4 separate regions of the Mus musculus genome follow, and all the other regions are linked to region 3. The links are chromatin loops, found by intact Hi-C in ENCODE. Cell type or tissue: heart. All regions are shown on one strand. Each heading gives the region's core, and the rest is flanking DNA. Links, peaks and the distances in the headings are about the cores only.

The links. A loop is a pair of places that touch in the nucleus more often than their neighbours do. Peaks named below come from ENCODE experiments on the same cell type or tissue, not always from the same donor. Only the 100,000 strongest peaks of a DNase experiment are listed, where the experiment ranks them.
Region 1: it touches region 3 in a loop (3-fold over the local background); 6 of 42 quality-filtered maps call a loop at or near these places.
Region 2: it touches region 3 in a loop (6-fold over the local background); 36 of 42 quality-filtered maps call a loop at or near these places.
Region 4: a loop joins it to region 3, with 2.3 times the contacts of the local background. A loop is called at or near these places in 4 of 42 quality-filtered maps.

The regions. Positions count from the first base shown.
Region 1 is chr5:115,297,175-115,304,861 of GRCm38, forward strand. It overlaps Dynll1 (dynein light chain LC8-type 1), which reads right to left and starts at 3,816. Exons shown (of 3, transcript NM_019682.4): 1 at 3,658-3,816; 2 at 3,339-3,476; 3 at 1-1,659. The coding sequence starts at 3,470. The coding sequence ends at 1,522. Gm13830 (predicted gene 13830) reads left to right here and starts at 3,946. Exons shown (of 2, transcript NR_131932.1): 1 at 3,946-4,059. In heart, for the core only: a CTCF peak has its summit at 3,134 (motif pointing right); DNase peaks (open chromatin) are centred at 3,137, 3,907 and 4,617; H3K4me3 peaks cover 3,162 bases; H3K27ac peaks cover 2,111 bases.
Region 2 is chr5:115,355,245-115,362,931 of GRCm38, forward strand. 4930401G09Rik (RIKEN cDNA 4930401G09 gene) reads right to left here and starts at 4,879. Exons shown (of 2, transcript NR_163911.1): 1 at 4,676-4,879; 2 at 3,456-3,888. It also overlaps a transcript of Msi1 not described here. In heart, for the core only: a CTCF peak has its summit at 3,789; a DNase peak (open chromatin) is centred at 3,797; H3K27ac peaks cover 764 bases.
Region 3 is chr5:115,437,812-115,445,498 of GRCm38, forward strand. It overlaps Msi1 (musashi RNA-binding protein 1), which reads left to right. Exons shown (of 15, transcript NM_008629.2): 7 at 902-950; 8 at 2,674-2,756; 9 at 3,517-3,634; 10 at 7,584-7,664. Among named protein-coding and RNA genes, the nearest start is that of Msi1, 12 kb to the left of the region's middle. In heart, for the core only: CTCF peaks have their summits at 3,863 (motif pointing left) and 5,077 (motif pointing left); a DNase peak (open chromatin) is centred at 3,850; H3K27ac peaks cover 421 bases.
Region 4 is chr5:114,975,466-114,983,152 of GRCm38, forward strand. It overlaps Hnf1aos1 (a long non-coding RNA gene), which reads left to right. Exons shown (of 6, transcript XR_878697.3): 2 at 3,764-3,888; 3 at 4,695-4,834; 4 at 6,753-6,916. Among named protein-coding and RNA genes, the nearest start is that of Hnf1a, 8.2 kb to the left of the region's middle. In heart, for the core only: CTCF peaks have their summits at 3,911 (motif pointing right) and 4,112; DNase peaks (open chromatin) are centred at 3,996, 4,296 and 4,316; H3K4me3 peaks cover 1,763 bases; H3K27ac peaks cover 1,663 bases.

The sequences.
Region 1 (7,687 bases), core at 1,176-6,175, 140 kb before region 3:
ACCCGAAAATACAAGTCACCAGCTCCTGACAGCAAACAAAGCCTGATCAAGTTAGACTCTCAGTGTCCAGCCACGCGGTCTCGCGTGGCACTGGGGACTGCTACTGGAGACTTAGCAATTACAGTCTGATGGCCAAAACTAGTCAGGTCACAAGGAGGAAGAGGGACTCCATTCATGCAAACAGTTTTACCTGTTCAAAATAGACAAACTTAACTGCCCTATCTGTGGTCACATGACTCCAAGTACCCCATTGTTTCTGCAGATAGTAGGAGAGGCATGTCTACTGTCACAAAACGGTAAAACAATCAGGAGGGGTGCCCATCTGCAATCCCAGTACTTGGCAGGGACAAAGGAACATTTAAGGTTGCCAGGCAGTGGTGGCGCATACCTTTAATCCCAGCACTCGGGAGGCAGAGGCAGGTGGATTTCTGAGTTCGAGGCTAGCCTGGTCTACAGAGTGAGTTCCAGGACAGCCAGGGCTACACAGAGAAACCCTGCCTCAAAACAAAAACAAAAAGGAACACTAAGGTTATCCCTAACCATGACATAGTTTGAGGCCAGGACTGGATTTCCTAAGACACTTTCACAAAGAAACAGGCTTGCAAGATGGCTTATGGAATAGACTTGCTGCTGAGTCTTAGAATCTACACAGTAGAGAATCACTGACTGCGCACACACCAACAGCAAAGTCTCACACTCCTGGTCCTGACAGAACACAATGTCTGACCAAGTTCAGCTTACAAAGCTGTCCTGAGGCTCTCCGTAAGAAGCATAGTGAAGTGTGGGCTGGCTGCCTGGGCCTCTACCTGCAGGAGTCTCCTATGCAGGCCTCTCCTTGGGTTACAGTAGCTCCAACTGACAACGGGGCAACTTGGTGACTCCGGGCCCATAGCTTTCATTAGGTCCCCAAGTGAAGCTGTGACTCACATGTACTGATGATTTCTGAGCACAGCCAGTGAAAGCAGCAGCCTAGCAAATGAACTCTTGTGGTCGGTCCGCTAATCCAGGGCCGCCTAGAACCTGCTCTACTCCTTCCTTAGCTTCCCAAGTGCTAGGCTGACAGGAACAGGGCCTCAGACCTGTGGCTAATAATCCAAATCATCTGGAAAGACAGGTGTGGCCTGCCAGACATTCCATCAAGAGAACTAAACTAATCCTACAGAACAGGAACACCTCAGACAACAGACCAAGTCACTTACCAACTGCTAAGCCTCATCAACCCTATCTTGAACAAACTAGCAGAGACATACATCTCCAACAGATTTATTTTTAAAGGAATGACCTAAGGGAGAAAAAAATGGGGGTACAGAAGTATGGACTAGAAAATAAATACAAATGTAAGCTGTTTTACTAATTTTATAACCACAGACTTGTACAGAGAATGAAGCCCTGTACACAACACAACAGATTCAAACGAGGTGTTCCCTTAGCAAGGCTGAAGATTCAGTCTCTGGTATTTGGAATTTGGATGCAGTCCTTGTTTTTGGATGGATCACTGGGTGTTTGGCACAGTCCATGCTTTTAACCAGATTTGAACAGAAGAATGGCCACCTGACCCAGGTAGAAGTAGATGAAGTGTTTGGTTTCATGTGTCACATAACTACCGAAGTTTCGGCCCACAATGCAGTGCCAGGTAGGGTTGTACTTCTTGTCAAACTCCTAGGAAGAAGAAACAGAAATTTAGTGGTACACCTGGAGGATTCACTTTCCAGAGCCTGTAGGACCAGAAAGGGCAATCCTGGCATCTGTAATTGTCTCCACACTGGGACTGAATCCAGGGCATGGGCATGCAGGCAAGCGCTCACCACAGCCCCAGCAAATTCTTAAGAGAATGTTCCCTGGCTTTAAATCATCTACCTAATGCAACGTGCTTGCAGTCTGAGGTAAACTGAGAATGGGAGCTAAGAAGATCAAAGGTAGAAGGTCATTTTCAAGGACAGTTCTGTTTCAATGAGGGCACTTCTGGACTACTTTGATTTTTTTGTTTTGTTTTGTTTTCTAAAGACAGGGTCTCTCTGTAGTCCTGACCGCACTAGAACTGGTTTGGTCTCAAAAATCAAAGAGATCTGCCTGCCTCTGCCTTCCTAGTGCTGGGGGGTTAAAAGACCCATCATCTGCACCTCACCTCTGACTCCAGCAATTCGATGGAGGTAGATGACATCAGCATTTGCAGTTCATCAGGCTCCACCACTGTATTTGCCATGCACCCCAAATCAGGAAGACAACCACCACCCCCCCCCCCAAAGACCAAAGGACAAAGTCTCAATTACCACATAAATCAAGCCAGGCTGAAAAATGCAACAGAACCTGACAGTTAAATGCCAGGACTTTATCTTTTAAAATCGCTCTCCTCCACATCTACCCAGTCTTAAAAATTAGCAAGTTAGAGAGCATCTGCTACCTGATTCTCCCATCCCATGGACATTAAAACTAGCAATGTGTTCATTTCTTCACTAGTTGGATAGAACCAGGGCCAGAGATGATGTAAAATTCTTTAGGGCTCCTACTATCTTATCGGGCAATCGGTATGAAAACCTCATTTATTAAGCAGAATGTCTCTCTTACAATCCAGACGCACATACTGCTGCATTTGTCAAAAAAAGATATTCAAGCCGGGCGTGGTCTCGCACGCCTTTAGTCCCAGCACTTGGGAGGCAGAGGCAGGCGGATTTCTGAGTTCGAGGCCAGCCTGGTCTACAAAGTGAGTTCCAGGACAGCCAGGGCTACACAGAGAAACCAAAAAAAAAAAAAAAGTATTCATTTTTGTTCCATGTGAGTCTTTCATCCTCCCGTTCTCCACTGGAACCCTCCCACGGCTTCGGCTTCCAGTTTCCTTCCAGCAAACATAGCTTGAGAAGTTGGCAGTCTTGCGCCAGCTTTCTACAAAACTGCCATTTACCAAGCCTCCACCCAAGCCCCCCAAACCACCACTGCCACCCACTTTCCCTGAACTGTCGACTAACTCCCGACTAGAAGGCTGGCAAGATCTCCTCCTAGCCCGGCTGGAAACACCCACGCAGGCAGGCGCAACCCCCCCCCCTCCCGGAACACCCAGATGGATCCTCGGCGCAGGAATTCTACAGCAGGGGGAACTGCTCGCAACTCCCTGATCTTGGAAACCGTTGCTAGGTGGCGCTTTCCCCCAAGGAGCTGGGGGTTTAAAAAAAAAAAAAAAACTTCTGGCGTTGAGGGTCTGGTCTTCCCCAGAGGAACGCGAAACCCTTGCGTCCTTTCTAGAACTATCCATCCCGAGCCGCCCTGAGTGCTACAGGGAAACTGCCAGGCGCCCAGAGGACGCAGAATCGGGGAGTAGGAACTACGCGGCGCCGGGTCCTCACCTTCTTGATATGGGCCGCAATATCCTTCTCGATGTTGTACTTCTCCAACGCCTGGGTAGCGCACTCCACCGAGTCCTGTTGCATCTCTTCCGACATGTCTGCATTTTTGATCACCGCCTTCCGGTCGCACATGGTTACCTGTGTGGTGACGAAGCGCAGGGAAGAGGGAGAGGGGTCGGGTGCGGGCCGCGCTCGCTGCCCTCCCGACCGGCGCCCCCCTTGAGGACGACGCCCCCACCCGCTTCCGAGGGGCAGCTCCCGAGGTCCGCACCGCAGGCCCGAGGTAGGGGGGACGGGGAGGACCCGAGCCCGGTCTCACCGTGGAGCAGAGGCCAGCCGGCTGCTGCGAGCTCCTAGGGAAGGTGCGGGCGCCGCTCAAGCAGCAGAAGACAGCCGGTCGCTACCGAAGCCGTGGCGCATCTAAGCTGCCCCACGCCAGCCGCCGCCGCCTAATCCCTAGGCCCCGCCCTGCGCCCGCGGCCCCGCCCCCGGCCCGCGTCGCTATTGGCCATCCGCTACCGCCAGCCTCTCCCGATTGGCTAGCGGATTCAATGGTTCCCTCAGGATCTTTCCCCCGCGTTTTGTTGCAGACCACAATGCACCGCGCACAGCGTCGGTTGCCCGGGCGATGCGCGGCACGCGTGCGGAGGCCCACACACCCTGAAGGCGGAGCCCCGGGTCGAGTGGCTGGCTCCCGGACCACCCAGCAGTCTGGAAGGAGGTGAGGGCGGGCATTTTCCTCTCGGGGGCCCCACTGAGGTTAGCGCAGGGTGTGTTCTGGAATCGCAGGTTCTAGAAGGCTGGGAGCTGCCGCCCCAGGTGCCGCCCATTTCCACCATCTCCCCCCACCCACCCGGGGTCCGCACGATTTATGGCCTTTGACAGGTGGCCTCGAGCTTAGCAAGGGTGAGCCATCGATGCAGTTGCACTCAGGGTCTCGTAGGGCTTGGTTCGAAGCTCTGCTGTCACATTCCTGAAGTTTGTAAGTAAGTGCGTGTGTCTGAGGAGGCCCTGGGCTTGAGAGGCAAGTTCTACGTTCTGCCACTGAACCCTGTTTTCTTTCTTTTTCGTTTTTTCTGCCCGTGTCCTCCCCACCCTACCTTAGCATCGTCTCCCTAAGTAGCCCCAGGATGATCTAAAGTTCGCATTTCTTCTTGGCGCCTCCCCCATGCGCCATCACACCGGGTTAAATTCCGAATTTTATAACATGACACTACATGCTTATTTCGTACTGTAGCCCCTGTGTAGCTGGTACTGCCCTAGGAGACCGTATACATACTGATAGCCTAATGATTGAAGGAGAAATTCGGGAAAGGGATCGCGTATCCAGGAGGTAGAGCCTGTCTGCCAGGCAGTGGGGACCTCAAGATCTGGAATGTGGGTGGATGCCCAGTGTGTACAGGTGAGGCTGCTTCCTCGGATAGAATGTCCATTTGGGCAAAGTTTCTTGGCTGAGGATTTATTTATACAAAGGAAGACGTATCTTAAGAAAGTGATCCTAAGATGTGTCTCCTCTGGCATTTATGACTAATCGTACCCACATAATAAATAAATAAATAAAAATAACAAAATACTGGGCTACCCCTCAGTCAGTAGAGCATTTGCTTGGTATGAGTGAGGCCAGAGGCTGCATATTTGATCCCCAGGAGGCTCCAGGAGGGAGTCAGAACACTGGAAGACAGGAACAGAAGGATCAGAAATTCAAGTCCAGCTTTGGATAGATGGCGCCAAGGCTAGCCTGGGCTACATGAGATCCTGTGTAAACTGCCCTCCCCCCCAAAAAAATAAATGAAATAAAACGAGTCAGCAGCAGTGAGTGGGTGCTTGACCTCTGCTCAGCACCGTACCACTCACAACAGCTGTGTCTGAGAGGATCTTCTTTTTCTTGCTCTCTTTAAAAAAAAAAAAAAAAAAAAAAAAAGCTGGGCGTGGTGGCACACGCCTTTAATCCCAGCACTTGGGAGGCAGAGGCAGACGGATTTCTGAGTTCGAGGCCAGCCTGGTCTACAAAGTGAGTTCCAGGACAGCCAGGGCTACACAGAGAAGCCCTGTCTTGAAAAACCAAAAAAAAAAAAAAAAAAAAAAAAAAAGTTTGTGGGTGTTTGGTTGTATGTCCCTGTGCCACATCTATGCCTGGTACTCAGGGAGGACAGGAAAGGGCATTGGGTGGTCTGGCTCTGGGATTTCAGAGAGTTGTAAACTGCCATATGGGTGATGGGAATTGAACCTGGATCCTCAGAAGAACATCTGTAACTGCTGAGCTCTCTTTCCAGCCCCAAGGGGACCCTCTGTTTTTACATTCTCGGCGAAGCTGTGCAGCTGGGGGTTACCTTGAATCCCTGATCTCCTTGCTCCCACATTTCAAGGACTGGAATTTAAGGCACAGGCCACCAAACCTAGTTTTTAAGGGGTTCAAGAACTGAGCCAGGGCCTTGTGAGTCTAGGCAAACGTTCTACCAGCAGAGCCATTTCCCCAACCCTGTCTAATCAGGTATCAGCTGTAGTGGCTCCTTCCCCTGAATTCCTTTTTGCCTCTCACCACCATGCTGTTATGTCCTAGAATACTTAGATCCCCTCCATGAAGTTTGCCTTGTGCTTTCCCCAGAGGGATTAGCTCCTGTGTTGTCCTTCCTGGTGAGTGTCCGTGGGCCCTGCCTCTCCTGTTCCCTATTCCAACTTCAGCATCCACTTCACTGTCTAGGGCTAGGGATGTAGCTCAGGGGTGGGGCCCTAGGTTTCTCCCTATGCCAAGAAAAAGAATGTACTCGGGAAATATGACTGAAAATGTAAAATGTCTAGGTCTTATGACATCCCAGCCCATCTTAGAAGATCAGGAGATTTAAAGGGGCCAGTAAGATGGTTCCAGAGTAAAAGCACTTGCGGTGCACGCTGGAGAACCTGAATGTGATCTACAGGAAGTCCATACAGGCAGAAGGAGAAAACCAACCTCACAGAGTTGTCCTCTGGCTTCCACACGTGAGACATAGCCCACACTGAAAATAAATAATAATAATGTTAGAAAACGGAAGAGGGGAAGGTAAGAAATATGCTGCCGTTTGGATGTATGTTTTGAGACAAAGGTCTAACTGTGGAGCTGCGTATGTAGAGCAGGCTGGCCCTGGACTTACAGACATCCTCCTGCCTGTGCATCCCAAGTGCTGAGGTTGAAGATGATGTACCATCACAGCCCACTTTTCTTTTTCCTTAAAGAAGGCCCTCCCTGCCGGGCAGTGGTGACGCATGCCTTTAATCCCAGCACTTGGGAGGCAGAGACAGGTGGATTTCTGAGTTCCGAGGCCAGCCTGGTCTACAGTGTGAGTTCCAGGACAGCCAGGGCCACACAGAGAAACCCTGTCTCAAAAAAAAAAAAATAAAGATTAAAAATTTAAAAAAAGAAAAGCGCTGAGGCAGTGATGTCCTTTAGTAGGCAGACTGCTGGTCTCACTTCCTTTAGGAAGCTAGGATGGACTGAACTCCCCGATTCTACCTTCCAGGTGTTAAAGAGTACAGGCTGATGCCACCATGTTGGTTCTGGTACATTTTGATTGGGCATTAAGAGGGGCTCCATTTACTGTGGACAGTATGGGGGAAAGGAGAGAGTTGGGGCTCAAATGTCTTCTGGGTTAATTAGAGCATTGTGTCAGACAGACAGATCAAACATAGGTCATTCCTAGATCCTCTGGAACTGCGGCTGGTGCCACAGTAAAGCCCCCGTGAGCCCACCAGGCAGCAGGCAGAGTCCCGCAGATTCCCTAAAGCACCTTCATGCCGTTTTCATCTCTTTGCTATCTCTATTGTCATTGATTCTTTTTACAAGTATGTGTGTCTATTTGTGCACCACATGTGTGTGCATGCCCAAAGAATCCAGAAAAGGGACTCAGACTGAACTTAGAGGCAACTGTGAGCTGCCTGGTATGGGTGCTGGGAATCTAACCCGAATCCTCTGCAGAAGCAGTAGGTACTCTCCTTGCTGGGCAACCTCTCCAGGCCTATTTGCGATTTTTAACTTTCTATCATCTGATTGGACAGAGAAAGGCATAGGACATTAGTACAGGACAACTCAGTGTGCCTGTGAAGGTGTTTCCAGAGAAGAGGAACCAAAGGGACAGAACCTGCTCTGGATCTGGGTGGCACTGTCACACAGACCTCAGGCCTCGGTGGAATTTAAGAGGGGGAGGTGCGGGTAGGGGGGCTGGGGTGTACCTTCATTTAGGTGTAATTCTTGCCTATTATATGAATGGCCTTGTGTAAAAACCCAGTTAACCGGAAAAGAAAACAAAAACAAGAAGGCAGAGATGGAGGCAGACAGCCTGAGTGGGTATCTGTGCTCCCTGCTGCCGAGGTTGAGG
Region 2 (7,687 bases), core at 1,021-6,020, 83 kb before region 3:
CTCTCCGAGTACCCAGCCTCCCAAGGCCAGCTCCAGGCAGGCTCGGGTCTGAGGTCATCCTCTCTAGCGGCCCGTGATGTTTACATCCAGGCTGGGGCCATGGCTTCTGCTGTCCTGTTTTCCGGAACAAATATCTGGTAGGTGAAGAGCTCTGTAGTGGAGAAACTCACGTTGGTGGAAGAGGATGTTCGGGTGACCCTGGCTAAGAACAGCCCTCGCTTAGGAGGAAACCTTATGGGGGCATCCTGCCTGCTACTTTAGCTACAGTCTCTCCAAGCTAAGAGCACCTTTTAATTCCTGGACCAAAATACAGTTGTCTACCAGGAGACTGCACCTGGAAGGTACCGAGGCGTCTTTCCAGCAGGTCCCCAGGGAAACAAGCAGGTTGTGACCAGCGCCTTCATCTTTGGCTGGTCACATGGACCCCAGGATTCCTCACGGTCTCAATATGACCCTTCAAATGGGGACCCAGCAGTGGCCAGTCCAGAAGGAGGTGCAAGCTAACGTGTTGTGTTCTGCAGCGAGGAGGAGACAGGACTGCATGCATCACTGACATCAAGTTCAACTCTCAGGTCTGCCGCTTCTCTCTGTAATCATCCTTAAGGCACCTGGGAAAGCCCACTTGTGAGGCGAGGGTTTACCATGTAACAGGCTCGCCCCCTGCACTGATCTCACAGTTGCAACACTTCGACAACCGGTGTTATGCTGATCCCCATTCTGCAGATGGGGCAACTGAGGTCCTGCGTGGTTAAGTCATTTGCCGAAGCTTCACCCTTCATACGATAAAGCCTAAAGCCGGTATTCGAATCCGGAAGTTTGGCCCCAATGCTTTCCACGTTGAAGCGCCACGAAACGCTGCATCAGGGGCTGGAGAGATGTTAGCTCAGCCAGTGAGCACTTGTGGTCAAGTCCGGACTTCTTAACCGACAAGCCTGGTGTCCACAAGCGCCTGCAACTGCACAGCCAAGGGGTTGGACACCCCCTTCTGCCTGCCCAATGGCACACTTGCACACACCAAAGCAGACATGTACACATACAGATACTGTTTCTAATGGTTAGAACTGGAATGGTTGGGGGGGTACTGGGGGGAGGGTAAGGTGCTTTCTACCAATCATGATGACTGAGTTTGATAATTGGGACTCACTCCCTGGAAGGGAGAGAAACTAGTCCTGAAAATTGTCCTCTCGTCTCCACATGTGTGCTGTGGACATATGTGCATGTGTGTGCCCACAAATAAAAATATATGTGATTTTAAAAGTACCTTAAAGAAACATTACAAAGCCAGGCGTAGTGGCACATGCCTTTAATCCCAGCACTTGGGAGGCAGAGGCAGGCAGATTTCTGAGTTCAGCCTGTCTACAAAGTGAGCTCCAGGACAGCCAGGCTACACAGAGAAACCCTGTCTCGAAAAACAAAAACAAGCAAACAAAAACAAAAAACACTACAGCGGTAACTCAAGGGACCACAGGAGAGTGTCTGGCAAGAGCTTAAACTTGTGTGAGTTCGAGGCCAACCCACACCATATAGCAAGACCCCCTTCTTCTCTCAAAAGAAGAAAGAAAAAAGAAAGAAAGAAAGAAAGAAAGAAAGAAAGAAAGAAAGAAAGAAAGAAAGGAAGGAAGGAAGGAAGGAAGGAAACAGGGTGTGGTAGTGAGTGCCTTTACCTGTAACAGAGGCAGGCTCTGAGTTTGAGGCTAGCCTGGTCTACTTAACGAGTTCTGGGACAACCAGGGCTACAAAGTGAGACCCTGTCTTGCTTGGCTATTTTTCCTTCCCTGTCTAGATCATTAAGCTTGTCCACTCCTGACTTCCCTCAGGCTGCTCTGGAAGGTTTCCTGATACTCCATACCTCACCTCTATCTGCCCTTTCCAGCCAGTCCCCAGCTCCCCACCTCCAACAGGAAGCCTCTCCGGATTAATTCCTACCCTCCCTCTGGCTTCTGGTCCTCCAGTGATGTCAAAGTTCTCTGCGCTCCTGAGTTCCCGGGGGGGGGGGTGGGGGGGTGGGGGGGTGGGGGGTGGGGGGGGTGGGGGGTGGGGGGGTGGGGGCGCTGGCACAGAGCAGAGCGGAGCACACAGGGATGAAAGTTCTGAGATGGAATTGGATTTAGATCCTGGTTCTGCTACTTTTGTTGAATAAATCATTTATCTGGGCCTTAGTGTTCTCAGGACTGAATGTGGTTTATGTGAAACACTTAGTATCTTGCTCCGTAAATGACAGCAATTATTTTTGTTGTTGTTGTTGTTTTGTTTTGTTTTGTTTTTCGAGGCAGGGTTTCTCTGTATAGCCCTGGCTGTCCTGGAACTCACTTTGTAGACCAGGCTGGCCTCGAACTCAGAAATCCGCCTGCCTCTGCCTCCGGAGTGCTGGGATTAAAGGCGTGCGCCACCATGCCTGGCTACAGCAGTTATTTTTAATTTTCTTTGTCTTGTTTGTATGTTTGTTTGGTTGGTTGGTTCGTTTTTGAGACAGAGCCTCACTGTGTAGCTCTGGCTATCCTGGAACTTGATATGTAGACCAGGCTGAGATGCAATCCCTCTTGCTTCCCCAGTGCTAGGATTAGATGTTGTGCCACAGGCTGGCTTCTGACTGAGCTAGTATTGATCATCCGCAGTTTCATTCAGTGAAAAAACGAGGCAGGTCCGGGATGTGGCTCAGCAGGTTGAGTGTTTGTTGGTCATGTAGGAAGCACTGATTTTGGCCCCCAAGTCCCTACTATACCTGGGCATCAAGGTGAACAGCAGCAACCCCAGCACTCCAGGAGTTAGGATGGTCCGAAAGGCAAGGTCATCCCGTGCTACACGGCTAGTCTCATCTACATGAGATCTTGTCTCAGAAAGAAAACAAAATCGAATCTGCTGGGCAGTGGTGACACATGCCTTTATTCCCAGCACTCCGGAGGCAGAGGCAGGCGGATTTCTGAGTTCGAGGCCAGCCTGGTCTACAGAGTAAGTTCCAGGACAGCCAGGGCTATACAGAGAAATCCTATCTCGAAAAAAAACACACACACAAAGAAAATCGAATCTAAGGCATGTGAGGATGTGTTTTGCAGTGCTGTGGTGCTGCTCACTGGTGGAGATCACTTTCTGCTCTGGCAGAGGATAATAAAGGGCCCAGAACCCAGATAGTGGGTCAGAACTTTACATAATTCCAGTTCCAGGGAATCCAACACGCTCTTCTGGTCCCCACGGGCACCAGAAATGCACATGGTACATGTAGGCAAAACACTCATATACATAAAATTAATAATGATGTAAAAAATATGGTCACCGGGCAGTGGTGGCACACACCTATAATTCCAGCACTTGGAAGGCAGAGGCTGGTGGATTTTTGAGTTCAAGGCCAGCCTGGTCTACAGAGTGAGTTCCAGGACAGCCAAGGCTACACAGAGAAACCCTGTCTCGAAAAAAAAAAAAAAAAAAAAAAAAGTCTATGAAAATACATTAAATGAGTCCCTACCACATTGTATTTAAACATTTTTTAGACGGAAAGGCTGCCTACAGTTTGTGTAGCTGCTATGCACATGTTTGAGGAAAGCTATATCTGGGCTTTTTTTCTTTTTAAACATTTGGCTATGAATGTATACTATTTGTGTTGTTTTAAAAAATCCTCCCATCCAAAAAAAAAAAAGATCCAAGGCTGTTCAGCTGCTACCGGGATTTCTGTCGCTCTTGTCAGTTCCATAGACTGTAAGTCACATGAGGACAAGAACCCTTTGGGCAGAGTTAAATCAGTCAAAGGACTGGGTAGGGGGTGGGTGTCCAGCACCTGCAGTACCGCTCGCTCCCAGTGGGTGGCAGGCTCCTCCTAGGCGGGCGCCGCCCAAAAGCCTGGGCCAGGGAAGTCCTGCCTTCGACCTTCAACGTGGCTGGTCTCCTCTCAGGTTCCTGGAAGGAGATGGAGGGAGGTGAAACCTGAGAAAGGAATACAGGGAGAGAGGTCGGCTCAACCCCGGGGGCTCTTTCTTCCGGCCTTCTTCTGAGGCTTCTCATCTTCCTCACATTGGTACAAGAAATCTTCAAGGTAGGCATGGTGGTGCTCCCCCCACCCCCACCCCCATTATCCCAGCACCAGGGAAACTAAGGCAGGAGAATGAAGAATTCCAGGCCAAAACACATGCCTTTCATCCCAGAACTGGGGAGGCAGAGACAGGAGAATCTCTGTCAGTTTGAAGCCAGCAGGGTCTGTCACTATGTATAGTGAATCCCTGGGTGCGTGAGGGATGGGAGTCTTCAGTTATTCTAGTCAGGCCTGTTATTCCAACGACTCTATATTCTGGAACAAAAAGATCACAAGTTCAAGGCCAGCTCCAGGCTGTAGATTGAGTGCCAGGCTAGTGTGGGCAACTTGGTAAGATCTGTCTCAAAACAGGAAATAAACGCTAGGCATGTACTTTTAAACGCAGCAATAGAAGACAGAGGCAGAAAGGACATTGCAAACTCAGGGCCAGCTGGGGCTTCGTGGTAAGAACCCGTATCAAAAACAAGACATGGACAAATTACGATTAAGAAGGCTGGGGATGTAGCTCAGCAGTCTGGCAATTGCCTAGCATGCCTGAGGCCCTGGGTTCAATCTCCAGCACCGCAAAAAAAAAAATTTTTAAGTAACAATCAAACAAATAAATAAGTTAGAAAAGAAAAGGAGAAAGGAATTGGGACAAAGCAAAGTGCTTACCTAACTGCACAAGGCCTGCGCTCTGTCTGTCCCTAGCACTGTGATAAAAACAGCTGTGGTAATAAATGCCTGTTATCCCAATATTCAGGAGGCGGGGGCAGGAGAATCAGGGGCTCAAGGTCATTACGTAGCAAAACCAAGGCCAGCCTGGGCTACAGGAGATCCAGTCAGAGAGCTCTGAGAATCCTCATTTCCTGTAGGAGTGGGAGTAGATAAGAAATACGAAGAAAAGTCCCATCCCTCCCCCAGGAACTGGGCACAGAGCAGAAGGCAGGAACCTTTCCTGAAAATCTGCATAACTCAGAACTCACCTGACAGTTGATTTACTGCCCTGCTTGGTATTCCCTTTGATCTTCAGGTGGTGGTGAGTTGTCTGAAGTGGGGGGCAGGGACACACACACACACACACACACACACACACACACACACACTCACTCACTCGGGTTCTCTAACAGAGCTGCAGGCCCTGAGCCACCTCCTCAGCTTTTGGTTTGTTTGCTGCTTCATTGGTTGGTTGGTTGTTCTTTTCTTTTTAATGACTTCTTTGTTTTTATTTCGCGGGAACTGGTGTTCTGCCTAAGTGTGTGTCTGTGTGAGGGCGTTGGATGCTGTGGAGTTGCAGGCAGTTGTGAGCTGCGATGCGGGTGCTGGGGATTGAACCCTGGTCCTTTGGAAGAACAGCCAGGGCTCTAACCACTGAGCAGTCGCCCCAGCCCTGTTTGTTTTTAAGTAAGGGTCTCACTATATAGCTCAGGCTGGCCTTAAATTCCCACCCTTTTGCCCTAGCCTCCTGAGTCTCTCCCTCCTCCTCCTCCTCTTCCTCCTCCTCTTCCTCTTCCTCCTCTTCCACCTAGTTTTTTTCCTAACTTTTATTTACCATCTCTGGTAAGAAATCGAGAGAGCAAGAGAGTGAGAGAGCAAGCAAGAGAGTTCAGTAGTCAGTGCAAGCGGAGATCAGAGGACAGCTTTCAGGAGTTGGTTGTCTCTCGCACCACGTGGGTCTTAGGGAACTGAACTAAGATTTTTAGGCTTCATGTTTTTGTTGTTTTTGTTTTTTGGTTTTTTTTTTGTTTTTTCTTTCTTTTTTTTTTTTTTTTTTTTTTTGGTTTTTTGATACAGGGTTTCTCTGTATAGCCCTGGCTGTCCTGGAGCTCACTTTGTAGACCAGGCTGGCCTTGAACTCAGAAATCCGCCTGCCTCTGCCTCCGGAGTGCTGGGATTAAAGGCGTGCGCCACCACGCCCGGCTTAGGCTTCATGTTTAGTGCCTTAATCAATGACTCACCTCTCACCTCACCCCTCTGTCTTCTTTAATAACCGCAGGTCAGGGATCTGGGCAGTAGCTCAGCTAATAAAGTGCTTGCCTTACAAGCATTCAGACCCCAGGTTCAATTCCTAGAACCCATGTGGAGAAAATTAAAATAAAATAATATAATATAATAAAAAAAGAAAGAGAAGGAGGAAAAGTGAAAATCCCAGCACTTGGGAAATGAGACCAGAGGACTCCTAGGGCTCGACAGCCACTGTAGCCTAGTTGGTGAGGTTCGTGAGATTCAGGCCTGCCAAAGAAAAAGCTCCAGTCTTTAAAGAACAATACCCAAGGTTATTCTCAGGCTTCTACCTACACGCGCGCACATATACACACACGCCTGTGCACCTGCACACACACATCTGTGTAATCCCTCCACCTGTTCACCTGCATATACCTGTGCATCCTCACACACCCGCACATGCACACTAATTGTAGATAAGACAGTATATAGTTAAAATTAAGAAAAGAAAGACAGGGCCGGGCAGTGGTGGCACATGCCTTTAATTCCAGCACTTAGGCAGAGGCAGGCAGATTTCTGAGTTCAAGGCCAGCCTGGTCTACAGTGAGTTCCAGGACAGCCAGGGCTACACAGAAAAAACCTGTCTAGAAAACAAACAAACAAGTTTGAGGCCATCTCCAGTTACAGGAGACCCTGCCTCAAAACAAACAAAAACAAAAACAAAACAAAATCCAAACCAAACCTAGCAATCAAAACCTTAGAGATAGGAGGGGGGCTAGAGAGATGGCTCAGTGGTTATTCCCAGCAGGGCCGCTCACGAGCTGGAACTGCTTTCAGTTCTGCAGGTGGTGCACGGATATATATACGTGCAGGCAAAACATTCGTACACACAGATAAGCAAATTAAAAAAAAAAAAAACCCATAAAAATAAGACCAAAGAGCAACAATGGAGGTGGGGGGGTGGGGAGGGAGAGAGAGAGGGAGGGAGACAGGGAAAGGGGAGGGAGGGAGAGAGGGGCAGAAGGAGGGGGAGGGGAGGGAGGGAGAGAGGGGCAGGAAGAGGGGAGAGGGGGAGGGGAGGGAGAGAAAGGGGGAGCAGGGGGAGGGGAAGAATGGGAAGGGAGAGGGGAGGGAGGGAGAGAGAAAGGAAAGCGAGGCTGGAACACCCACTTCACTGCTCACCCTCTGGATGAGAGGGGCCACATTTACATCTGCTAGAGCCAAGAGTCTTTGTTGCTTCCCTCTACTGAACCCTTGGGTTGTCATTCAGGGACTCCCAGGGCCACTGTCACTCACTCTGTCTCACCCACGTTGTAGACTCATCCTCCCAGCTCCTTGTCTCCAGCATCTCTGCAACGAGTTGGTGCCATGTGTACGCAGTTTTCCCCTCGATTATTAGCCCTGGGCATCTCTTGCCCGTCCGTTTGATGGTTTTCTTTTTTTTTTTTTTTAAAGATTTTATTTATTTATTATATATAGGTACACTGTCGCTGTCTTCAGACACTCCAGAAGAGGGAGTCAGATTTTGTTACGGATGGTTGTGAGCCACCATGTGGTTGCTGGGATTTGAACTCCGGACCTTCGGAAGAGCAATCGGGTGCTCTTACCCACTGAGCCATCTCACCAGCCCCCCCCCCCCCCCCGTTTGATGGTTTTCTACGGGCGGCAGCCAGTGCCGTCCAGTCCACCTTCCAGCATCCAGGGACCAGTGTTTCCTTCCTCTCTCTCACCAGGATCTCATCC
Region 3 (7,687 bases), core at 1,568-6,567:
CCTAAGGAGAGCTTCCAGGTTCTCTAAGGAGACCCAATCTACTTCTGGGTCTGCCTTAATGAGGCATGAGAGACAGAAGACAGATGAGGAGCCCGGAGTTCTGTGGGGCTAGGCTGTGCCTCTCCCTCCACCCCCACCCCCACCCCACCCCAGCCATTGGGAGTCAGGCCAGTGGTTGGAGTGGGATGTGGAGACCAGAGGGTCAGATGTAGCCCAAGAAGGAGGCCCAGGATGCCCTGGCTTGTCCCTGTGTCTGAGAGGATGTCTGGGAGTGGAGCAAGGGTAGCAAGGAGCCTCGTCTGTGGCTAATGTAGACCCTCCCCCTCCCTCCCCTCCTCCCCTCCCCCAGCCAGTGCAAGGCAGGCAGCCCAGGCAGTGAACTCTGCTTGCTTTAATTACAGCCTCTGGCCTAAGGAAACCTCAATTAGAGCACCGGGCTGTAACAGAAGGGAGTCTGGCTGCTGGCCTTTTCCAAAAAGGGAAAGAGGGGCTTTGGTTTCCCCACCTCGGAATCTTGCTCCCCATATTTCTTTTCCCTAGCACCTACTTGTGTACCCTTTCCTCCCTGGCTTTGTGCAGGGCTTGCTGTATGACCTTGGCAGGTGACTCCACCTCTCTGAGCCCCTCAGTTTCCTAAGCTATGCCATGGAGATAGCCGAGCCTGCGCAGGGAATGTTGGGATGATAGAGGCAGAGTGTCAGGCATACATTCGGAGTTTAATAAATACAGACTGAGCTGCTGAGAATCTGATGGTTGTCTCTGGTGTGCTTCCGGAGAGTAGACAAGAGGGGTGTAGGTTTGGTTTGGTTTGGTTTGGTTTGGTTTGGTTTGGTTTGGTTTGGTTTTTGTGGGTGGGGAGAGGCTGGTGTCTGTGGGGCTAACACAGAAGTCTGCGTTTCAGGTGGATGATGCCATGCTGATGTTCGACAAAACCACCAACAGGCACAGAGGTGAGTGCGGCCCCTCCCCCTTCCTTTCCAGGCTGGGCCCAGGACCCTGGTCAGCCAGGGGGCTGCAGGTCACAGCTGCCCTTTCATGTTGCCTCCTGACATCCTATCCCTGAGGAACTGCATCCTCTCCGGGGCCTGGCCTTACAGAAGGCTTTTGTCTTCTCCTTTCCTGCATCAGAAACTTTGCCAATTGCAGAGGAGCCGAGGACACCCCCCGCCCCCCCCCAATGGTGCCCTGCACCCCTCCCTTGGCCAGTGTCTGCTCCGGCCTGGCCTGGGCTTACCTTATCCCTGGAAACCAGAGCTGGGGCCAGGCTGCCCTGAGGTCAGGCTGACTCTACAGCCTCAGGCAGTCTGGTTCACCACCGCTTCCGAGCTGAGCCCATGTTCTGCAGACCCCTTCCTTGGCCCTGAACCTGTGTGTCCTACCTGGTTGTTTTCTCCTAGCCCTTGGGGGACTCCCTGAAGAGACAGGCAGTTGGGACAGTTTCTCAATGGCTTCGGGGCTCTTAGCTTCTTAGAACCGTGTGGGCTATGAGTGGCTATGAGTGTGTGAGAGGTGTAGTGTGTGTTGGGTGGAGTGCTAAATGTGCCTGGTTTGCCAGGGCAAGCATACCTGCAGAGTGTCCCCCAGTGTCTGTGAAATGGGGTTGCGTGTGCAGCTGAGGGGAATAAAGGGTCTGTTAGGTATGAGCTCATCCTGTTTGTGTGGATTTTGCTCTTCTGGGATCAAGCAAACCCTTGGTTTGAAATGACTCCCCCCCCCCAAAATATGGTATCTAAAGGGCTGAGAATGTAAGAGATGCTAGACCCTAGTTCTATCTTCAGCTAAAATAAGAGAGAGACCTAAGTTACATCTGTATCAAGCAGGTGCAGATGTTTTTCTCTCATCCATTCCCTGAACTGTGGAGTGTAATAATAGGCTGTATGGAGCACTGGTGTTGGGGATTAGAAGTTCACAGGTAGGCCTGGATTCTATTGCAAATGTGTGGGTCTGTATGAGCAACTTGAGCACAGCATAGACACAGATTTGGGGGGTCACAGTGAAGCACCTAGGACCCTTAGTGCTGTGATTCCCAAGGATGGCATTTCATGACGGCTCTGCCACTTTAAAAACAACAAAAAAAGATTGGCCAGGCAGTGGCAGAACAGGGCTTTAATCCCAGCAGAGGTAAGAAGGCAGATGGCAGGCAGATCTCTGAATTCCAGGCCAGCCTGGTTTACAGAACTGAGTTTCAGGACAGCGAAGAGTACCCAGAGAAACCCTGTCTTGAGAAACCAAAAACTTTGTATTTATGTATGAGTGTCTGTGTGAACGTGTGCCGTATGTGTGTGGGTGCCCCCAGAGAGGACAACTGGAGTTACAGGCTGTTGTGAGCTGCCCCATGGGATCATAGGAGACGAGAACCCGGGTCCTCAGGAAGAGTAGCAAGTGCTCTTAGCTACTGAACTGTCCCCTCCAGCCCCAGCCCCAGCCCCACTGTGACCACTCTCCAACTTGCTGTGCAACCTTGGGCACGTTAGTCTACCTCTCTGAGCCTCTGCCTGCTCTTCTGTAATTTGGGACCTGAAACCTTGACTCAGACAGTAGTTGGGTTGCTCTCTTAGGCTATGGGCAGAGCCTTTTATTAACTCTCAGACACTTGCCGCAAGAGATGAGCTGCGGTGTGTGCGCGCGTGTGCTCGTGCTTCTGACCTGGCCCCGCCCTTGTCCAACCTCTAGGGTTTGGATTTGTCACGTTTGAGAGCGAGGACATCGTAGAGAAAGTTTGTGAGATCCACTTCCATGAAATCAACAACAAAATGGTGAGCTGGGATCGGTCGGGGGTCGGAGGTCGGGGGTCGGGGAGGAGGTTGGGGGTCGGGGAGACCGGGACTCCAGGAGGAGGCAGTCAGGGAAGCTCTGGGGTTCTGTAAATAGGTAGAGGTGGGGCTCTCTCAGAAATCAGCAGTCTGTCATTCCGAACAGTTCAGAATAGGAAATGAATGCCTTGGGACGGTCCCTCTCAGAGCCCAAGTGTCCACTTTTATATGGGATTCCCTACCTTGGTGGCAATGGCGGGGTATGCCTTTCAGCCCAGCCTGGTCTGCAGAGTGAGTTCCAGGAGAGCCAGGGCTACACAGAGAAACCCTGTCTCAAAAAAAAAAAAAAAAAAAAAAAAAAAAGAAGAAGAAGAGGAAGAGGAAAGAAGGAAGGAAAAGGGAAAAGGCGAGGATGGAAAGATGGGAATCTCAGCTCCATGTCATGGAACATGCCTATAATCTCAGCTCTCTGGGCAGGAGGATTGCCACAAGTTCAAGGCCAGCCTGGTCTGTATAGCAAGTTGCAAGCTAGCTAAAGCTACACTAATAAGACCCTACCATAAGAAAATTAAAGTGAGTTAAAACTAAAAATAAGTCATGTAGGAATCGTAATGCATTCACGGTTGGTCCGGTGCGATCGTTCTGGTGACTGAGCTAGCATCTGTAAAGCCCTTCAGACATAGTGAGCGCTCTTTAAACGGTAGTTGAAGTAAGAATGAGGAGGCCTGCTGTAGCAGCCTCTGACCGTCAGCTTTCGTTGCAGGTGGAATGCAAGAAAGCCCAGCCAAAGGAGGTGATGTCCCCGACAGGCTCAGCCCGGGGCAGGTCTCGGGTCATGCCCTACGGAATGGATGCCTTCATGCTGGGTATTGGGATGCTGGGTACGTGCCAGGCCTACACCTGTGGCTTTTTTCTTGCCTAGTCTTGCCCCTGAGGCTTCTGGGGGGGTGGAGGGGGGCAGGCTGGGTGGGTGTGACTTCTCCTCGTGGTCTGCCCTTCTGTCTGAGTCAAGAGTAAAGGCAAAAACTGTGCTTCCAATCTGGCAGACCTGCCCGAAGTGGACAGATTGGTGTGGAACACTGCCCTCTTGTGGTGGTTCTGATATACTGCAGCCGCCCCATAGTATCTGGTCTCCTGACTACTTGGGGTATCTGTATCCATCCCGTGTTGAGCGCCTGATGCATGCTAGGAATTTCCAGCCATAATTTTCCTGAGTTCAGGATGAAGTATAGGCTACCAAGAGAGTGTGGGCAGAGATAATTGGACCAAGACTCTGGAGAACCAGGAAGCACACAAGAGTTACACTGAGCCTGTAGGTTGGGTCTGCGGGCAGTCGTGGGGAAGAAGGGAGAAGCGTACCAGACAGGGAGAGTAGCATTGACAGAGGTCCAGGGGCTTGAGGAAGGCTTGGTTGTCTCACGCAGCTAATTCTCGTGTTGTTATTGTTGTCTTTGTTGTGTTTTGTGTGAGGGGTAGGATCTGCTGTCACTGGGCTGTGGTTCACCTGAAAGACAGGAGTGTCTTCTATAGAGGGATTCGGGGCCATGGAGGTCCAAGGAGCCACCTAAACAACCACGGGAGGCTCCCTGGAGTAGGTGATGGGACTAGCCATGAGCCTTGAAATCAGCTAAGAGTCAGCTGTGCTTTGAAAAGCACCCAAGGGACTGGGACGATGGCTCAGTGGTTAAGAACACTAGCTGGTCTTTTGAAGGACCCAGGTTCAATTCCCCAGCACCCACATGGCACCTCAGAACAACCTGCAACCTTAGTTCTAGAGGATCTGGCTCCTATTCTGCATGGCATTGTGCACATTGCATAAAAATATTTTTTAATTAAAAGAAGGGGGCAGGAGAGATGACTCAGTGGTTAAGAGCACTGACTGCTCTTCCAGAGGTTTTTTTTTTGGTTTGTTTTGTTTTCTTTTTCTTTTTTTCTTTTTCTTTTTCTTGGTTTTTTGAGACAGGGTTTCTCTGTGTAGCCTTGGCTGTCCTGGAATTCACTCACTTTGTGGACCAGGCTGGCCTCGAACTCAGAAATCCACCTGCCTCTGCCTCCCAAGTGCTGGGTTGTTTTGTTTGTTTGTTTTTGAGACAGGGTTTCTCTGTGTAGCCCTGACTATCCTGGACTGGAACTCACTCTGTAGACCAGGCTGCCTTCGAACTCAGAGATCCGCCTGCCTCTGCCTCCCAAGTGCTGGGATTAAAGGTGTGTACGACCACTGCCTAGTGTCTTCTTCCAGAGAAGTTCTGAGTTCAATTCTCAGCAACCACATGGGGTGACTCACAACCATCTGTAATGGGATCTGTCGCCCTCTTCTGGCGAGCAGGTGTATGTGCAGATACTCATACATTAATTTTTGTTTGGTTGGGTTTTTGTTTGTTTGTTTGTTTTTTGTTTTTTGAGACAAGGTTTCTCTGTGCAGCCCTGGCTGTCCTGGAACTCACTCTGTAGACCAGGCTGGTCTAGAACTCAGAAATCCACCTGCCTCTGCCTCCCAAGTACACCACTATGCCCGGCCACATTAATTTTTTTTTTAAAAAAGGTGAATTTCACAAAAGTACCTAGATCATGAGGTGTTATATGTATGCTCAGTCCTTAGGGAGCACACATGAGAGGGCACTCGAGCACATACACACATACACACACACACATATATATATATACATACATACAGAGATACACATACATATACATACACACATAGAGACACACAGACACACACACATCATAATACAGGCACACAGACTCACACATACATATACACATACATACATATACACACATACTCACATGCATATGCACACACACACAGAGACACAGAGTAAACAGGCTGGAAAGCCAGCTCAGCAGTTAAAAGTCATAACTGCCTTTGTAGAGAACCCGGGTTTCACTCCCTGGACTCATGCCTGCCCACACCCACACGGCCAGTTCCAGGGAATCCCGCAGCTCCTCACTTTCCCCGTGCAGGCAATATGCATAGACCAGACATATACACAAACACATACATACAAATAATCAAGGGTGAAGACAAACATTGAGAAGATGAACATACGGCCAGGGGGAGTTAGTGGCTAGCCTGTTCCAGGACAAGGCTGGAGAGATGAAGAAGTGCTGAGCCATCTCTCCAGCCCAGTATGTGTGAGTTTTTCCTGAGTCTTTTGAGGAAAGGTCTTTTCCTTAAAACTGGTTTTTTTTTTTTAAAGACAGGATCTGTTGGTAACTGGGTAACCTGGAACTTGCTCTGTAGACCAGGCTGGCTTTAAGCTTACAGAGATCTGCCTGCCTCTGCCTCTCCCTTCAACTGCCATAATGTATTTTTTTAATCTTTATAATTGTGGGCACATACGGGGGGGGGGGGTGTTAGCGCATTATAGTTTTATATTGATGAAATATTTACATCTAATGTACTATTTCCTACTATTATTAGTTGACCGAAAAATTTTTTTGCTATTGCCAGCTTGTTTGTTTGTTTGTTTGTTTGTGACAGCGTCTCACTTTTTAGCCCTGGCTGTCCTGGGCCAGGCTGGCCTCAGATTTACAGAGGTCCACCTGCCTCTGTCTCTCAAGGGCTGGGATTAAAGGTATGTGGTATCATGCCTGGCTCTATTTTATTTTAATTTTTTTGAGACGGACCCATGTAGCCCAGGATAGTCTAGAACTGGTTCGTAACCAAGGATGACCTTGAACTCTCTACCTCGCTGAGGTGACCAGCTTAGGGTGTGTTGGAGGTGGAGCTCTCTCAAAGCAAGTCTTGGTCCTCCCCGGACCGTCTGGGGCTGGAATGAGGCGGTTCACTGCCTCTCTTTTGTTGTCTTCCCATCCAGCACTTTGAGAAACACCTTTGTCTGCGGTCAGTTGTTTTTGGCTTAAGTGATTTCGAACAGCTATAGAAAAAAGTAATAAATGGTGCAGTCAGTCGGGAGCTGCGGGGATGGCCCAGTGGGTAGAGCATCAGCTGCGCAGTCACGGGGAGTTCTTATCCACAGCGCTGTCGTGAAAGCATGCATCTGGAACCTAGTGCTGGGGCCTTCCTGGTCACACAGTGTAGACGGTGGGGAAGCTCTAGGCCCTGGGAGAGACCCAGCCTCAAAATAAAATAAGGCAGAGAGCAACAGGAAAGGACACTCGTGAGTTGCTGAGCCCTTGCATGCATACACACCCATGCACCACACATGCTGAGCCTGCAAGGGCTGGTGAGGGAGAACCAGGGAGCTAATCGGATCTGAACCGGAATTCCAGTGCTCCGTGAGCACTGACAGAAGGCTTTCTTCTTCTGGGTGATAGAATGCCCACCCTCAGAGGAATCGCGGGACGACGCAGGAGGAACTGTAGCCTCCGTGCAGAGAGAGGAGAGACCTGCCTGACACCAGCGTAACAAGGCCTCAGTGGTCTCGTGTGGGTGCCACGGGCAGAGATGGCATTGTGTGCAAGGGCCCTGGTCTGATCTCTGCAAACTCTTGAGAAACAGCAAGTCGGGGCGTAGAGGCAGGAAGAGAAAGCTGTGTGAGAGATCGGGAGCAGAAGAAGATGGGAGCCCGGGTGGGAAGAGTTGGGTAACAGGGTTGTGTTGTTCTTATCCAGTTTCAGCTCTCTGTGCCTCAGTTTCCGTGTGAGCCCCTCACCAGGCCTCCCTGATACAGCACTTGAGAGGTCTTGTAAGATGATAAACGCTGTGCCCAGCTTGGGGCTTGGTGCATAGAAGTCTACTGGAAACCTAAGGCTTATCTGTGACAAGCTAGCTGTAGGAAGACTATGAGCACCCTCAGATCCAAGCTGGCCTTGCCCCCCGCTGAGGGCAAGGTTTCTCACCCCGTCGCTTTGTCCCATCAGGTTACCCAGGGTTCCAAGCCACGACCTACGCCAGCCGGAGTTACACAGGCCTTGCCCCTGGTTACACCTACCAGTTCCCCGGTAAGTCCCCCTGGGTGTCTCTC
Region 4 (7,687 bases), core at 1,097-6,096, 460 kb before region 3:
CTCAGTTGATAGTATCATAGGCATGTGCCACCATGCCGGACATTATTTTAATTTAAAAACTTTGTAATCAGATGGAAGGAGGAGGATCAGGAGTTTAAGGCAAATTTCAGCCACATAGTTAACTTGAGGCTAGCTTGGGCTAGAGGTGGGACCTTGTCTCCAAACAGACAGTAAAGTCAATAAAGACAAAAAAAAATCTTTTCTCATTCCTTTCTCACTGTTTAATTTTGGTTCTGTTTTCTACGATGTGACCGCTGCCTCATGTCCCTGCCTTCTTCACTGTGATGGGTAACCCCCACCCCCAACGATGAACCAAAATAAACCCTTCTCTCCCTAGGGTCTGCTCTGACAGGTGTCAATCACAGGGACAAGTAGAATAACTAACCAGGCAATGCTAACTGGCTGCTCGTTTTCTGGAATGTGAGCCACAGGAGGGTAGGCTCTTCTCTGATTCATTCACTGATGTAGTCAGAGCCTGGGAATATGCTATAGAACACCTAAATGTAAGATGCTCAATAAATATTTATTAAATCAATCTCATTACAACTAACCATGTTTTGTGTGGGTTTTTTTTTATGGTGTGTTCTGTGCAGATGTGGGGTATGTATAGCGCGTCTATGTGTGTGTGTGTGTGTGTGTGTGTGTACATACTATATATAAATTGTGTGTGTGCATTGTGGAGTGTGCTTATGTGTATGTGGTGTATACGGGGTATGCTTATGTGTATACGGTGTGTGTGTGCTGTGTGCATGTAAGGTGTGAGTGTGTATTTGTGTGTGTGTTGTGTGTGGTAGTGAAGTCCAATCTACTCTGTGATTTGAATATTTTCTTCATAGTTTGGAAAACCACACACACCAGTGCAGCAGTGCCTCTGGTCTGCAGCCTCATTGAGAGCTTCATGTCTTCATTTCCGGGGCGGACTATCCGGAGTGAAGTTGCTGGGAAATGGAGCATGGCCCTCTCCTGCCCTGCTGCCTTCCTCCACGGCTCAGTGAGAAGGCGTCGTGGCTAGCTGCTGGGCTTTCCTGGCCCTCCTGGATTTTCCAGCCTCTAGAGCTTCTGTCATGCACTGGGTTTTCATAACACTTCTGAGTTCTGTTATAGCTCCATTCTGCAGAGGAGAAAAAGAGAGGCACGGGGCGGGGGTTGGGGTGTTCAGTGAGGATCAGAGTCCTTCAGAGCTGGGGTCTAGGGTGGGCAGCTGCCTTTGAGAGCCTGGTGCCCTCTTCCCAGGGTCTGGCATTGTTTCTTGATCCATGCTATTACCAGGGAGGAGACTGTATGCTTTTCTTTTGTGGCTTCATGCTTTGGCAGCTGCCTAGTGGCTGGAGCAGGAGCCTAAGGGCTCAACCTCGGGCAGTGAGTGGTGGTGGCTTTTTTTAATCTCAAAGTCTGACCTGCAGCAAGACTGTACCACCCAAACCTCCCCCAAATGATGTCACCAATAGGGGGCCAAGTGTTCCAAAGCCTAAGAGGGATGTGTCTTGTTCAAACCACCACACAGGGTCTCACTATATACTCCTATCTGGTCTGGAACTCACCATAATGAGACTGGCCTTGGGCCTAAGGTAAGCCCCCTGTTGCTGTTTTCAAGGGTCTGGTCCCTTGAAGCTGGTGTTATAGCCAAGTGTGAACCACCTGACTTATGTGCTGGTAATTGAACTCAGGTCTTTGGTAGGAAGGCTTAACCAGGCTGGAGAGATAGCTCAGTGGTTAAGAGCACTGACTCTTCTTCTGAAGGTCCTGAGTTCAAGCCCCAGCAACCACATGGTGGCTCACAACCATCTGTACAGCTGCAGTGTACTCATATAAATAAATTAATTAATTTAAAAGAAGAGGGCTTAACCACTATGCTGTATCTGTAGCACCAACGTTCTCATTTTTTTCACTTGATATATAATCACTATTCATATTGGCGCTCAGTGTGCTAATTTTGGTTTTTGTTTTGTTTTGTTTTGTTTTGAGAGAGAGTTTCTCTGTATAGCCCTGGCTGTCCTGGAACTCACTCTGTAGATCAGGCTGGCCTCCAATTCAGAAATCTTCCTGCTTCTGACTCCCGAGTGCTGGGATTAAAGGTGTGCACTGCCACATGTATATACATCTTGGGGTTTTTAAACCCTTATAAGCAAAAAAAAAAAACAAAAACCAAACAAACAAACAAACAAACAAAAAAACCCAAGAGGCTTAACACCTAACAATTACTGTACGAAAATACAATTGAAAGAAAGAAAAAAAAAGCTTCAGTTATTCTCCCTCCCCCTACTCTTTGAGACAAGGTAGCCTGATGTAGCCCAGGATATGTATCAAGGATAACACTGTGTATCAAGGATAACATTGTGCTCCTCACCCCGCCCCCCCCCTCACTGTGTGCCGGGAATATTTATATAGTCTCTAAGGGCTTTGTACAAACTAGATAAAAACTATTGGGTGACCACTTCTGCAGCCCTATTTTATGCATTTTATTTTGTTGTGTTAGGACAGGTTAGGGTTAGGGTCTAGCTATCTGGCTGGCCTGGAACTCACTCTGTAGACCAGGACGTCCTGCCTCTGCATCTGAGTGCTGGGAGCAGAGACACGGCCTGCTTTGTTTGTCTTGTCTTGTTTTCCTTAACACCTGTAAGGATGTCCTAGCTAAGTACCATTGTGCCCATAGACTGGACACAGCAGCTCTGATCCTGGCATTAGATTAGAATCTACCACCTTCATTTCCAGCTCTGTGACCATATTTGCATGCAGTTTGCCAGTTCACTCTGTATCAAAAGGGCCATAAAGCTGGTCTCAGGAGGAAGTTATAGCGTGTAAATAAGGAATAAAAGTTGCTTCCTTGACCAGACTGAAGGGGGGCAGGGCACGACTGTGGTTTTTTGGTTTGTTTGTTTGTTTTCTTGTTGTTATTTTGTTTTGTTGTTTTTTGCAAGGCATCCAGACAGGTGTGTCTGTGTTACCGGCTAGATCTCTCTAAGATCCTTCTAGGATCCATGGTTCGGGAACTTCACCTTTCCAGGGTCTCCACAGACATAGTAAATGTTAAAAAAAACAGCTGTGCAGGTTTAATCCCAAACGCTGGGATTAGAGGCCTGCGCCACCACTGCCTGGCGACATATTTCTTAAATTATTTTTTGTGACCAAGCAAGAGGGATGCTGGGTCAGCCATCCCAGAGTTGCCTTGCCTTTAACTCACTGCTCCTTTGGATCTGTGCCCAAAGCTCGTTCCTGGCGCTCATCCACGCACAATTTTCTGAGCCCGAGTTCTGAGCGCATCTCTGCAGCAGGGTTCTCACCCGCTCTCACAACCGGGTGCAGATCCAGGAACGAACACATCCAACAGGAAAGAGAACTGAGGTGTGCCTGGCCCTTGAAAAACATTCCTTTCTTTCTCTCTTTCTTTTTTTAAGATTTATTTTATGTATATGAATACACTGTAGCTGTACAGATGGTTGTGAGCCACCATGTGGTTGCTGGAAATTGAACTCAGGACCTCTGCTTGCTCTGCCCCAAAGATTTATTTATTATATGTAAGAACACTATAGCTGTCTTCAAAGGCACCAGAAGAGGGCGTCAAAGCTCATTACGGATGGTTGTGAGCCACCATGTGGTTGCTGGGATGAGGACCTTTGGAAAGGCAGTCAGTGCTTACCCACCGAGCCATCTCACCAGCCCTGAAAAACATTTCCTATTAATTGTATATTGTGGGGTGAACGTGTGGAGGGCAAAGGACAACTTGCGAAATCCAGCTATCTCCTTCCACCACCTTCTTTCTCAGATTTTTCTCGAAGGTGTGTATTCAATCCAATGAGACGTGAACGCAGGGAGAGCGGGACAACTGTATGCAGCTCTGACCTGGACGCAGACAAACTCGGAGCAGGAAAAACAGCGTGGGCTGAGCAGGTTCGGTGTCCTTCCGCGTGGATGCAATCTTCTTCTTTAGCAGTAGAGGGCGCTCGACCTCCACGCGCCACAGCTTCCTGCCATTCCTGCCTAAGAATTCTCCAGTCAGGGGAAATTTTGTTCAGATCCACCCACTTTATTCCTGGTTGAGACTCCCCGCTCCGTCCAAATGGCAGAGAATCTCTTGTCTGAGCAAAACACTTCAGGCAGCCTTGCCAGGATCTCACCTGCTTTCCCTGCTCCGCAGGTGCTGTTAGGAGACAATCTGGTTCTCACAAGCCAAGAGCTCGGGGACATCTATGATACTGAGATGCCAATCAAAGTTGGCCAAACAGTGAAACGAGGGCTGGCAACACTCGCTGGATAAAGGGATTGCTATGCAAGCGTGAGGGCCCGAGCTGGGATCCCTGGCACTCATGAGGACACCTGGGTGTGGCTTTGCGTATCTGTAACCACAGAGCAGGCGGAGACCGGAAGGATCTCCGGGCTCACTGGCCAGCAATCTATTAGAAAGAGTGAGCTCCAGGGTCAGTAAGGGACCCTGTCTCAGAAACTAGTGGAGAGCATGATAGAAGACACCCTCCACCAACCTCTGGCCTTTTCCTGAGCCTGGAACACACGGACGCACGCATGCGCATAAACACACACTGAACTAGGGCTCAGGGACCTGTTGAAGGCACCATTGGCTGGAAGAGCCCCGAACTGGGCAGACAATATCAGGCTTTGCAGATCCCGTGGCTCCCCTGAGCCTGTTTCCTTATCTGTCCGGGAAGGACGGTGTGTCTAATACATGGAAATTATTGCAGAATTACCACTTGCAATCCTGAATCTTACCTAGAAGAAGGCAGAAACTTCCAGAGCGGTACCGCGTGGAAGCCTGGCATCAGACTGCCCACTGTAGGAAACCTCCCAGCTCCATCCAGTGCCTACAGGAGCTGGGACACAGGTACCGGCGGATAAGCCTCCTCCCCCACTCGCCACCAGGGTTGAGCCTATGTATGGTCCCTTACTCTGACAAAGCTTCTCCGTGCTTCAGGGACTTGACCCATCCCGGGCTGAGTCGCCCTCCCCTTCCCAGGCCGGATGTTTGTGCCCGCCTCTCCACAGCTGTTTATTAAATCCTAATTCCTCTTGTAGACCTGAAAGGGGTAGAGCCAGCGAGGGGAGGGGCTTAATGTCCTTACCTCCCTCTCCCCCACCCCTCAAAAAAAAAAAGTTCTGAGAGAGCTTGTCTGCTCCTCCAGGAGCAGACAAGGGGCCTGCGAGTGCAGCCCAAGTCAGCTCAGAAAGCTACAGTAATTTAGTATCATCAGGTATTGCGCCTAGCTGTGTGTAAGAGAAAACCCAAGGTCAGGGTGGTATTCCAAATCCGGCCTAATTTCTTTCAGAAATGGCACTGGGGGGGTCCCACACAATGTTTCCACTACCCTTTTACCCTACTATCTTTGTGGGTAGACAGGCTCTAGATCCCAGGAGACCTGTGGGGCTTCCACCTGCCTGCCAAGGGTCTGAGCTCACTCATTTGCATATATTATATTCTACTATATTACTATAAATTATATATTTTATATTATATGCATATATAATGTAAATATTATTTTTTATATATTAAGCCAGGTACAATGGTGGATTCCTATAATTTCAGCTACTCAGAAAGCTGAGGCAGGAGGATTGCAAGTTGGAAGCTCAAGTTGGAGCAAGGCAGCCTATATAAACAAGGGCTATATAAACAAGACTTTGGCTCAAAAGGGGGGGGGGAGTAAAACAAAGGAAGCGGGGAAGCTCTTGAAACAACTGAAAAACAGTTCAAGGTCTGAATAGTGAGAGGTTTTTAATCTGAATCAGAATTCTCCATTGTCAGGCTGAGGATGTATGTAGTCCATGGCCTGCCTGGAATGTGCAGAGCCCAGGGTCCAACCTCCATAGGGCTATACACTGGGCAGGGCCTATAAACCCGGCATTCAGGAGGTGGGGGGAGGAACATCAGCATTTACTGAGGGTCATCCTGACGCCTGGGATGCATGAGACCCTGTTTCTAAACCAAAAGAATTCACAATGCTGTCCCCTATAATAAATTAATTGGCTTTTTCTTTTCTTTTTTCTTATTTCCTCCTCCTCCTCCTCTTTTTCTTCCTCCTCTTCCTTGTAAGGTTTCACTGTGAGGCCCTCGAAATCCCCCTGCCTCAGCCTCCCCATAGCTTTGACTTACCACCTCACTCTCTGGCATCTCCGTCAGAAGATCTTGAACTCAGTAAGAGTTTCCTCAGGTGCCAGGCAGTAGTGGCACACACCTTTAATCCCAGCACTTGGGAGGCAGAGGCAGGCAGATTTCTGAGTTCGAGGCCAGCCTGGTCTACAAAATGAGTTCCAGGACAGCCAGGGCTATACAGAGAAACCCTGTCTCAAAAACAAAAACCAAAAAACAGTCGATTTGGGGCTTGAGGTTCCAGAGTCGATGACGGTGCAGTGGAGGTGGCAGGCAGCAGGCAGGGCCAGCAGCAGCCCAGAGTTCACATTTTGAACCTAAAACAGGATGAAGAATGCTAACTGGTAATAGCCATTAGAAACCTCAAAGGCAGCCCCCAGGGCCACACTTCCTCCAGGAAGGCCACACCACCTAATCCTCCCAAGTAGCCACCAACTGGGGACCATGGATTCAAACCAGCGCATCAAGTGAGCCAGAGGATGCGACCCCCGACCCCCGGGGCCAGCTTCACCCAGAGAGTCAGCTCCACTCAGGGTCACAGGCTACCTCCTCTCCTAGACGCCACTCCAAAGAGCCCGTACCTGTACCGCCCTCACAGACCTAACTCGGAACCAATCAGAGGATGATTGACAAGTTTTTTTTTTTTTTTTCCTCCGAGTGGAGTTGCTTCAGCGCCACCTCCCTGAACTTGTTAACCGAGCAAATCCTCCAGGCTCAGCTCCAGCCGCCAGATCAGAAGCCCTGGAGGTGGCCCTGCAGTTTCCAAAAGCCCTCGAGGGTTTCCGGATGTGTTTCTCCGTGGGAAACTTCCACCTTTCAAAGGTCTATGGCTTCTTTTGTTGGTTTTCATTTTCGTTTTAACAAAAAAAAAAAAAAAATTACTTAGGCAGAGTGGTGATTGGAGGCAGAGGCAGGGGCATCTCTTTGAGTTTGAGGCCAAGCCTGGTCTACAGAAGGAGTTACACGACAGCCAAAGTTACACAGAGAAACCCTGTCTAGAAAACAAACATACAAACAAACAAAAAAACCAAACAAACTGTATTTAGTGCAGCAGGGTGGGGGGTGGGTGGGGGGGGGCGTGCATATGGGAACAGGACCACAGCCTGTGGAAAAAGGTTCTCACGGGCCACCAGATAGGTCCTGGGGATTGAACGCAGGTCTTCATGCTTGACAGCAAGCGCCTTTATACCCACTGAGCTGCCTTGCCAGCCCCTGGTTTGTTTGTTTTTGTTTTGTTTGAGACAAACTCTCAGTATGTAGCCCAGGCTGTCCCAGGCGCTAAAGTGACAGGTGTAAGCTGCCATACCCCCTTGTGACTGCAGGTATGATGAAATTCCGTTTTGAGTAATAAGGAAATGAGTTCCGAGAGGCAAAGGCCGCCTAGCTGTGTATGAGGGCTGGGTTTTATCCTTACATCACGTGAGGAGAGCCAACCTCTCCCCAAGGAACCCAGCCAAGAGGAGTCCAGCTGCAGCAGAGATCATTTCTTCAAGAAAAGTTAACAGAAACTAAAAATTAGGCCGGCAGGATGGCTCAGATAAAGGGATAAAGGCGCTTGCTGCTAAGCCTGGTGACCTGAGTTTAATCCCTAGG